Linked DNA regions of Homo sapiens: region 1 is linked to region 2. Evidence: read pairs that join two places in POLR2A ChIA-PET (ENCODE). Cell type or tissue: PC-9. All regions are shown on one strand. Each heading gives the region's core, and the rest is flanking DNA. Links, peaks and the distances in the headings are about the cores only. Region 1 overlaps SLC44A3-AS1 (SLC44A3 antisense RNA 1). Region 2 overlaps SLC44A3-AS1 (SLC44A3 antisense RNA 1).

Region 1 (5,380 bases), core at 52-5,051, 84 kb before region 2:
AGTTACTGTTAGATAGGAGGATTCAGTTCTGATGTTCTGTTGCACAGTAGGGTGACTCTGATTAACAGTAAAGTACTGTATATTATGAAATAGCTAGAAGAGAGGCTTTTTTTTTTTTTTGACAGTCTTATTCTGTCACCCAGGCTAGACTGTGGTGGCATGATCTCGGCTCACTACAACCTCTACCTCCCAAGTTCAAGCAGTTCTCATGCCTCAGCCTCACAAGTAGCTGGGACTGCAGGCATTTGCCAACACAGCTAATTTTTTTATTTTTAGTAGAGATGAGGCTTTGCCATGTTGGCCAGGCTGGTCTCGAACTCTTGGCCTCGAGTGATCCACTGCCTCGGCCTCCCAAAGTGCTGGGATTACAGGTGTGAGCCACTGCAACCGGCCGAGAGGCTTTTGAAGGTTCTCACCAAAAACAGATAATAAATGCATGAGATGATGAATGCACTAACTACCCTACTTGGATCGTTATACAACATATATATGTGTGTGTGATATATATATGTGATATATAAAAATATATATAGTGTGATATACATAAATATATATATTTTTTGAAAAATCAAATTGTAGAATGAGGTGGTATCCCATTATGGTGTTGATTGTATTTCCCTGATGGTTAGTGAGGTTGATTATTTTTTGGAGTAGTGTGTGAGGTATTGCTCCTCACACAAGGGCATTAGCTGTGGGGGTCTGCCCGCAGACCCTGACCCAAACGACGGATGAATAAAATGTACACTGACACACAGATATTCTGCTTTGCCAGTCCAGCTGAGCGTCCGACCGCCTGCACACCAAGAGAGGTTTGTCACTGCGGTCGGCCCTGAGCAGCTTGCACTCCAGGCATTTATTTAGTATACAATTAATAATAGAAGCTTTGAGGAAACACACTTGTGGATAATTAACATTGTTAAGAGAGTAGTTCTACGAATGATTAAAGCTCAGGTACCACGGTCTAAAGTAAATACCATTAGGGGGCAATTTCCCTGGTCGACCTCCCTCACAGAGGGCCATCTGGCTCAAAGGTTAGTTAAAGGAGGTAGGGTAAACAGACTTAATTGGGGAAGCCTCTATTGTTACTAGTATTTACCCTATGACTTAATGCTCTGAGGTAACAGGCTGCCTTCAGCCTGTTCAATTATTACAAGCTATGTAACCTTTCAGCCTTCCAAAAGATTTGTGACTATTTCCTATGACTTTCCCTAATATTTCCCTTTAATATTTCTGCCATCATCCTGAGTGAATCCCAACACCCCATTAATATGTACAATGACAATGTGTCAATAAATAAATCATCTACACATTTTCTTTGACGATGAAAAACAGTTTCTCCATAGCCTTGGGAAGGAGCAGGGAAGGGAGGGAAGAAAAACAGTAAGGAATGCTTAAGTCCGGGGCTCCTGGTATAAAGCTGCCCCTAAGTTAAAAGTTGGGAAGAACCTCAAAGAGTGATTAAGGTATCTTTCTATGTCATGAGTCACCACTGAGAAACATCAAGTGGTGCCTTGAGACCTCCTAGACTTAACATGCTTCCATATATAACTAATAAATTACTAGGAAGAGACTTAGCCCCTTGATGAATGTCTTATTGAGACTGGACAACATAATTTCTGTGAAATCAATAACCAGCCGTTCTTCCTCACCAATACCCTCCCTAGCTAAACATTGTTCATTAGAAGAGATGAAGCAGCTTTGAAACATACATTATCCCCCATCTTTTTAGCTATTGCTGAGAAATTTTGAGTACGAATTAATAACAGGGAAAAGAATCATACTTAAAAGCATGCCGTAAATGGGGCTGTTGAATTTTTGAGTCAACCAGAACCAGAACTAATGTCTGCCTATATGCATGATTTAATTGCTCAAGGTCACTTTCAAGAAGCTGTGCTAAATGCTGACAGACTTTGTTGGAATTATCAGAATTTTTTCAGGCTCAGTCATCTTGGCCTACCTCAGGGAGAAGTCAGATAAAATGTCAGAGGTCTGACTACCCAAACTCCAAGTCACATATTTTCTTCCTTGCCTGTGCTCACTAGCTTCTTCTAAAGTCCATTGGTTTTAGAGTCAAATGATCTGCTTTTGAAATCTAACTTCAACACTTACTAGAGGCTTAAAATCATTTAACAAATATTTATTGAATACCTACTGTGTTACAGGCACTGTAAACATTGGTGAGCATACAGCTCTTTGAGCCTTGGTTTCTTCACATATAGATGGCACTAATAACCCTTCCTTTGACAGTAAACCCAGTAGGGGGCAGGATTAGTGATAGGATTAAGTGACATGGTGGGGCACAGTGGCTCACACCTGTAATCCCAGCACTTTTGAGAGTCTGAGGCACGCAGATCACTTGAGGTCAGGAGTTCAAGACCAGCCTGGGCAACATAGCAAGACCCCATCTCTCTCTCAAAAAAAAAGAACATTAGCCAGGCATGATAATGCACACCTGTAGTCACAGCTACTCAGGAGGCTGAGGCAGGGCAATCCCTTGAGCCCAAGAGTTCAAGGCTGCAACAAGCTAGGATCACACTACTGCACTCCAGGGTGGGCAAGAGTGAGACCCAGTTTAAAAAAAAAAAAAAAAGATTAAGTGAGATGTTTGCTGAACAGCCAGCACATAGTACATACACAGTAAGTGGTAGCCATTATTGTAAGAAAATATTCAGATTTTAAAAGTGGGTAAGAAACATTTCCTCAGCATACCACCCCTTGAACTAGCAAGTAAGAAACTTGATCCTCTTTGAGAAAGTAATCACAATTGGCCCCAGAACATTACACTCTTTTGAAATGGCCTCTTACTGTTCCATGCCCTATGATTCCATGATGGTTAACTTATACATCAACTTGACTGGACAATGGGGTCCCCAGATATTTGGACAAACATCATTTGGGTATTTCCGTGAGGGTGATTTGGATGAGATAAGCATTTAAGTTGGTAGACTATGTAAAGCAGATTGCCCTCTCTAATGTGGATGGGCCTCATCCAGTCAGCTGAAGGACCAAATAGAACAAAAGGCTAACCCTTCTCTGAGTAGAAGGAAATTCTTTCTGCCTAATTGCCTTTGAACTGGAACATCAGCTTTTTTCCTGCCTTTGGTCTTGAACTGAAACATCAGCTCTTCCTTGGTCTCAAGCCTGTTGGCTTTCAGATATGAACAAACACCATCAGCTTTCCTGCTTCTCAGGCCTTTGGACACAGACTGGAACTAAACCATAGTCTTTCCTGGTTCTCTAGCTTGCAGACTCACCGTGCAGATCTTGGGACTTGCCCATCTCCATAATTGCATGAGCCAGTTTCATCCCATTCCTTCAAGTTCTCTGGAGAACACTAACACATTTCCAACGTCTTTTTCCACTCCCCATAATTTACTCTGTACTCTAGTTGGGCTGGACCCAGAATGCTGCTTGGCCTGCCATGCTCTTATGTGTCTTCCTGCCTTTGCACAAACATTTCCTCTGCCCCCAAAGCCCTCCTCTACCCTAATCTTCAGGGTCAACTCCTGCTCACCTGTTAGAACTCAATTTTTGTGTCACTTAACTCAGGATCTTATCCTTTTGAGTTTGGGCCTTCTCCCATGTTAGCCAATGCTCACATCATTTTCATATACTCTTTTGAAATCACCTCTTACTGGTCCTGAGAAGAATGCCATGATTAACTTTTACAAATGAAGGTTTATAAGCCCCAACCAAAAAAAAAAAAAAAGGAACTTCAGATCCACCATTGAACAGGAGATTTCTTCCAGATTACGTGCTTATTACTGTGGCCAGCTTGCCTTTAAAAGCTCTTTCACAATTAGAGATGAAAACGCCATCCTTCTGCAGAGGCAGCCCTAGCTGTAGAGGGCTGGAGACATGGCCCAGGCAAAGGATATCAAAGGTATGTGTCAATCAAACCTCCCACAGGCCAGTGCTCTTCATCATGAAATGCAAAGGGAGATGTTGGCAGATACAGGTTATGTGGGATCCTCTGAGCTGAGATTCAGAGGGCAGTTGCAGCTCCTTCTTACCTCAGAAGCACTGCAAATGGCATCACAGACAAGGGAGAATTTCCTATTGGTCCCTAGGATGGTTCAGGGAATATGAGAAACCAAAAAGAAAAAAGATAACAGAAGATGCAACGATAAAAGTTGGGGCAGGGACTCCTGGGCATGGAGAAAAAGTGTACAGGAATGCCGGGCATTTCAGGCTGACCTAAGGAAGAGCCCTGGATCAAGAAAAGACTGCCTTCTCCTCCTAGACATCTGGAGTCCCCGTACCTCATCCTGATATCTGGTGACTCCTGGAGGTTTTCCTGGAGAGAGCGGGGAGTGTCTACTTGACATCGAAAGGTCAGTATTGGGGTGAACAGTGAGAGGGGGTTAGTGTGCTGTGGACACCAGTGAATGGAGACCTAGAGGGATGGAAATCCACATGCAGTGTAGGAGATGAGGCTTGCACTCCATGAAGCTAAGGCACCGACTGCATTTTGCTTGAAAAGTCTTATACTGCCAGGATCTGGAGTTCAGATAAAACTCTCTTGGCTACACCCATCAGTGGAGTTACTTCTGAAGTTGTTAAAACAGTGTTGTTATAACACTGCTAGAATGGCTATTAAGTTGTGTATGGCATGGAATAGACCAGAGAAACCATAGGAACTTATTACACCGATTAACTAAATTTTACCTTTAAGGTTTCTTCCAAGTTGCCATTTTCAAGATAGTCTTAACTTTAAAAACAAAAAGAAAGTATTTTCACCTCTTGCTTTACAGAAAGTAGACGAAAATATTATTCTAGATGAAATAAGTGTCTCCACAGCCAAGGATGTATCAGGGAGAATTGCATTCCCCTTGTTTCAACTTCTTTAAACATATCTGCCTTTAACAAATGTGCTGAACATGTGTTGCATACAGTATAATGTTTCAGTATATTCCAGTGATGAATTGCCCAGCACCTTATCATAAAAAATGCCCAGCACTTTTATCACTTTATCATAAAAGTAAATAGTACTGTGATTTTTAAAACTCCCAGTAGTTTGGGTACATAGAGATTTAATTATACTGGATCCCTTCACTCACACAGCATTGCTTATACATCTCCATGCATAACTTGGGTCCACACATCTAGCCTTGGTTTGGTTTTTCTTTTTGAAATATATGGTATATTACTGTTTCTTCAGTTTCATGTATCTTGCTAGCTGAAAGACAACTAAACGAAACTGAAGGCATTATCCTCCCTCCGATTCTCACTCCCTGCTGTGTCCCTGGTGGTGTCAAGGACACAGTTCTCATTTCACTTCCCAGTGTTGTTACTGCTGGCAAGCAAGGCAGGTAAACCACAACTAAATCCACATCCTGCAAGACCCCTAGGAGCTGATTTCTCAGCTCAGAGGCAAAAG
Region 2 (5,380 bases), core at 310-5,309:
ATTAACAAGATAAAAGCATACTAATTGTATTGGTTTTAAGGAACGTAGGTGTCATGCCAGATCCCTATTGACTCCAATAGGAATGGCACCATGTCTGAGAGGCCAAACAAGAGACCCAGAGCCAGCAAACGAGACACGGGGTTTTATTAGGGAGAAATTACATACAGGAATAGTCCAGTGGTGGAAGACTGAACAGGAAACTGTAACTGCTTGAAAAAAGCATGTAGTTTAGATAGCACCTTCACTTAGCACGCTCCCCCCGACAACCTCCATGTGGCAACCCTCATTTCTTAAGTCATTGCTGGCAGGTGCATCTGCCGTATAGGGTCATTCTCAGGGTGTGAATAAGTCAGTGCTGTCAGATGCAACTACTGTGCCCGTGGGATCTTCACAAGAGAGTGAAATCCAAAGAAATGCCCAAAGCAAGATGTCTTTATACTTTTTAGACAAAGAACAATGAATTTGAGAAGAAATGACAAGAAAAAGGGGATCTGGCTAGGGGTAGTAAATTTTAAGGGAGTCATAGGAGCTATATGAGGGGACATAAAACTAGTGGACGACAGGGGTTACTTCGGTAATATTTATTTAGGTCCACTGCAGCCTTAACTTCCCAGTCTCTGGTAATAAGGACGATTTTCTTGCCCTGGTACATGGAGGTCCCCCTCCAAGAGGAAGCTTTATGGCTTGCTGCATGCAGGGGGAGACAGGACAACTGGCCCTTTCTGAAACTACAATTTCTTCAATGTTTGTAACTCAAAATAATAAATATACCAATGTGGCATATTTTGAGATTGCACATTCTTCATTCCTTCAGAATTCAAAGTCACAGATGTTGGCTTTGTCCTTGACATTGCCTCTGATAAGTTTGGTGATCTTCACCAAGTCATCAAACCCTTCTGAGCTTTAATATCCTCCTCCTTAAAATGTATATAAGAATCAGTAGAAACAATAGCTACCACAGAGCTGTAAAGAGTTCATAAGGTGCTACAGAAATGTAAGGCATTTGTGAATGTGGTGTAATTTTTTTCAATAAATAAATATTAATTGAGCATCAATTATATGCCAGGTGCTAGGAAAAAACAGAAAAATAGCATTAGTGGCATCTACTTGCTTCCTTCCTTGCAGGCATATACTTTTGCAATTTGTTTCTGTCCTTCAGTGACATCAGTGCATAATGCCAGTTTCCCTCTCTTGTCTGTGATAGGGAAAGAGAGAAAGGAGCACACATAGCTCCCCACACATTCCCTGGCCCCAACCCTGCCAAGCCCTACACTGTAGAAACACAGAGGGAAGGCAGACAAAGGAGAGATTATGGGTATTAATGCTCTGGGGAAAATGCAAACCAGCCTGTTCATACCACCGGTCACAGAGTTTGATGATAGACCATGAGCTGTGACCATGAAAGGGATGCTGGCTTGACATTAGGATCAGTATATTTATAAGCAGATCAGGAGCTTATCCCATCATTAGAGCCTTTTGATCTTCCTTGCCCACCAAAAGGAAAAGCAAGACACCATCAAGTGAGGAGCCTGGGCCAAAGGTACCATGATACAGTCCAGTGCCTGAGGAATAAAACAGCCCCCGCCCTAGATGCTGCACTCAGATGGGAATGGAGGGAGTACTTGGGCACCTCTAGAATCATTCATTCAATCAAGCATTCAAAAAATACCTATCAAAACAGTGATAGGTATCAAAACCTATCAAAAAACCTGTCAAAACCTAACCAAAAAAGGTTAAAACACTGACTTTTTGCTGCACAAACCTGGGTTCAAAACTTAGCTCCACCCTTTAAAAGATATGGGACCCTAAGCAAGTTGCAGAACCTCCCTAAACCCACCACTTCATCCAGAAACTAGGATAACACTAATAGCTACCCTTAGAATTGTGGTGGAGATTAAATGTTACGGAGCTCTTAGCACTGTGCCTTGCAACTGCTAAGCATATAATGAATAATTGTTATTATAATCATCATTATCATTGATATGTGCCAGGCACCATCCTAGATCCTAGGGCCAAAGAGTTAGAGAAAAAAAAAAAAGTTATTGCACTCACTCAGGCAGACTACTCACTATAATACAATATGGTCAGTATTACAACAGGGCTAGGAACAAAAAGTTGTGGGAGAAAAGGGTTTGAGGGAGAGGGGTGGTGGCTTCCCAGAAGAGACAGTGTTTTCATTCAGCCTTAGAGGATAAGTAGGGATTTCACCAGGAGAAAGAGAGAGAATAAGGTAAGGCATTCCAGGCAGAGAAAATGTCCAAAGCAAAGTTATGGAGGAAGAAAGGAGCAAGGTGAGTTGAGACAGCTGCATGCAGTGCATCCTGGTCCTTCCTCTCCTCTAGTACATTGCAGAGAATCACCTTGTTCTGCTCAGAAAACACAACCTGGGGTGTGCTGGGCTGATAGAGAGATTCCAAAGAAGGAAGTGCCCAGGACTCTGGCACTCTTTCTGCTGCTTGGAATTCACCCTTCAGCCATTCCAGATGCCTGATTGCCAGGAGGAAGAGCAGAGTTGCCAAGGTCCTAGCTGAGGGAGAAAAGAGGGCAGAGCCTCCCCAGAGCTGGAAGGCCCTTTCAGCAGAGCCCTGGGGAAGCCACAGTCAGCTCCACGGCAGCAATCCCTGTAGGAGCAGCCAAGGAGCTGAAGCGCAGCCAGCCAGGCTGGCCAGCCAGCCTCCACCACAACAGTCGCTATTTACTTTGGATGCTGGCCGTCCCCACAATTCACACACAAGATTTATTACCAGAAAGTAAGTCATACAGGCTGCAGTAATAACATACTTCCTAAACGCAAGCCTTCACTCCTGTGGCTAGGGCAGGAGGATAGGACAGGAGGAATATCATCCAGTTATGGGGAACATCTATCATGCCTTATATGTTTAGAGAACATTTAAGTTCCCTAGGGAAGTCTTTCTCTGTGTCTTCAGCAACTTTGGTATCTGATCACTATAACAGGGTAATAGGCTGGAATTTTCTTTTTCTTTTTTTTTTTCTTGAGACAGAGTCTCGCTCAGTTACCCAGGCTGGAGTGCGGTGGTGTGATCTCAGCTCACTACAAGCTCCGCCTCCCGGGTTCATGCCATTGTCCTGCCTCAGCCTCTCGAGTAGCTGGGACTACAGGAGCCTGCCACCACGCCCGGCTAATTTTTTTGTACTTTTTAGTAGAGACGGGGTTTCACTGTGTTAGCCAGGATGGTCTCAATCTCCTGACCTCTTGATTCGCCCGCGTTGGCCTCCCAGAATGCTGGGATTACAGGCGTGAGCCACCGCGCCCAGCCTAGGCTGGAATTTCCAACTGTGTGTATACTCCCTGTCTTTTCCCTGACCTCTTATTTCAATCAGGAAACAAAGTTTTGTGATTTCTTGTAAGGGGATTCTGACAAAGTGGAAAGCAGACAGCAGACATCAATTCTAGAGCAACGGAAGTCAGAGGCCAAGGCAGGAAGAATGTCTTTAAGGAGCAGCAAGGTAGGAAATGGAGATTCCTAGAAACTGGAAAGAAGGTGGCAAGGTTTTAGAGAGGAGCCGCTAAGTGGTTATGGATTCCTGGAACTGAGCTTGGCCCTGAGGGGAAGAGAGAATTACCACCCAGCCACCTGTGCCAACAGATAGTTTCTGTCCATTGGAGACAGAAACAGGCCATTGGCTGGCCTGGTAATATGGTTTGGATGAACCCAAATCTCATGTCAAAATATAATCCCCAATGTTGGAGGTGGGGCATGGTAGGAGGTGACTGGATCATGGCGGGAGGATTTCTCATGAATGGTTTAGTGTCATCTCCATGGTATTGTCCTCACAATAGTAAGTTCTTGTGAGATCTGGTCATTTAAAACTGTGTGTCACCTCCTCATATCTCTTGCTCCTGCCTTTGCCATGTTAAGTGCCTGCTCCCGCTTTGCCTTCTGCCATATGAGTAAAAGCTCCCTGAGGCCTCCCCAGTAGCAGATGCTGCCATGCTTCCTGTACAACCTGCAGAACTGTGAGTCAATTAAACCTCTTTTCTTATAAATTACCCAGTCTCAGGTATTCCTTTATAGCAATGCAAGAACAGGCTAAAACACCTGGTCTACTACATTCTTATTTGCACTGTTTAAGCAGAAGAGTTCCAGGCAATACGAACTTAGTCTAATTTAAATCATAAAAACAGAGTCGCAGTTTCTGCAATCAATTCCTAGACTTGAGCCAGTTTACAGATCCCAAATGCCTTGAAAGAAGGGGAGGTTTGAGCTCCTTGAAGAAGTACCCATTACACTGCCAAAAGTTTATGCCATTAATCTTTTTCTCAGCCCTCCCCAAAGGACCTATGGCCTTCTGCCAGGGTGACTGTGCATTAGGGAAAACAAAATAATCAGACTTTTAGGTGATTATTGGACACTGACTTACTGGATTAGTGACACTAATCTTAGGAGACCCAAACCATCACTGTGGTCTATCAGTCAGAATATAAATTTTATTTATTTATTTATTTAGACATATGGTCTCACTCTGGTTGCCAAGGCTGGAGTGCAGTGGCATGATTTTGGCTCACTGCAGCCTCGACGTCCCCTGGCTGAGGTAATTTTCCCACCTCAGCCTCCAGAGTAGTTGGGACTACAGGCTCATGCCACTACATCCGGCTAATTTTTTTGTATTTTTAGTAGAGACCCGGTTTCACCATGTTGCCCAGGCTGGTCTTGAACTCCTGGGCTCGAGAAATTCACTCCCTTCACCCTCCCAAAGTGCTGGGATTACAGGCATGAGCTACCATGCCGTCCTAGAGTGGGAACTTCTGAAACTCAGGTAATTAGTGTAGTTTTAGCTCAAGTCACAGTGAGTCCAGTGGGTCTCCAAACGCATTCAGTGGTCATTTCTCCAGTTCCAGAGTAAATAATTGGAATAGACATATTCAGCAACTGGCAGGATCCCCATGCTTGTTCTCCGACTTGTGGAGTGAGGGCCATTACAATAAGAAAGACCAAGTGTAAGCCACTAGAATAGTCTTTACCTAGGAAAACAGTAAACCGAAAGCAATACTGCATTCATGGGAGGGATTCTAGAGAATGGTGCCACTATCAAAGGTTGGAAGGATGCACACGTGGTGATTCCCACCACATCCTCATTCAACTTGCCTATTTGGCCTGTACAGAAGACAGATAGATACTGGAGAATGGCAGTGGATTATAGTAAGCTTAATCAGGTGGTGACTTGAATTTCAGCTGGTCTTTCAGAAAAGGCTTCATTGCTTGAGCAAATTAACACATGCCCTATTACTGGTATGCAGCGACTGGTCTGACAAATGCCTTTTTCTCAATACCTATTAATAAAGACTACCAGAATTGATTTGCCTTCTGTTGGCAAAGCCAGCAATACACCTTAACTGCCTTACCTTGGGGTATATCAA

What was found. Peaks named below come from ENCODE experiments on the same cell type or tissue, not always from the same donor. Only the 100,000 strongest peaks of a DNase experiment are listed, where the experiment ranks them.
Region 1: POLR2A ChIA-PET joins it to region 2 with 9 read pairs; 1 of 35 experiments calls an interaction of 5 or more read pairs at or near these places.

The regions. Positions count from the first base shown.
Region 1 is chr1:94,697,032-94,702,411 of GRCh38, forward strand. All of the region lies in intron 2 of SLC44A3-AS1 (SLC44A3 antisense RNA 1), which reads right to left. Among named protein-coding and RNA genes, the nearest start is that of MIR378G, 46 kb to the right of the region's middle. In PC-9, for the core only: no CTCF peak of the experiment used is centred there; no DNase peak of the experiment used is centred there; H3K27ac peaks cover 610 bases.
Region 2 is chr1:94,781,021-94,786,400 of GRCh38, forward strand. The region is part of intron 1 of SLC44A3-AS1 (SLC44A3 antisense RNA 1); the gene reads right to left. Among named protein-coding and RNA genes, the nearest start is that of SLC44A3-AS1, 37 kb to the right of the region's middle. RefSeq lists an enhancer at 2,142-2,904. In PC-9, for the core only: no CTCF peak of the experiment used is centred there; DNase peaks (open chromatin) are centred at 2,461, 2,951 and 3,271; H3K4me3 peaks cover 419 bases; H3K27ac peaks cover 3,053 bases.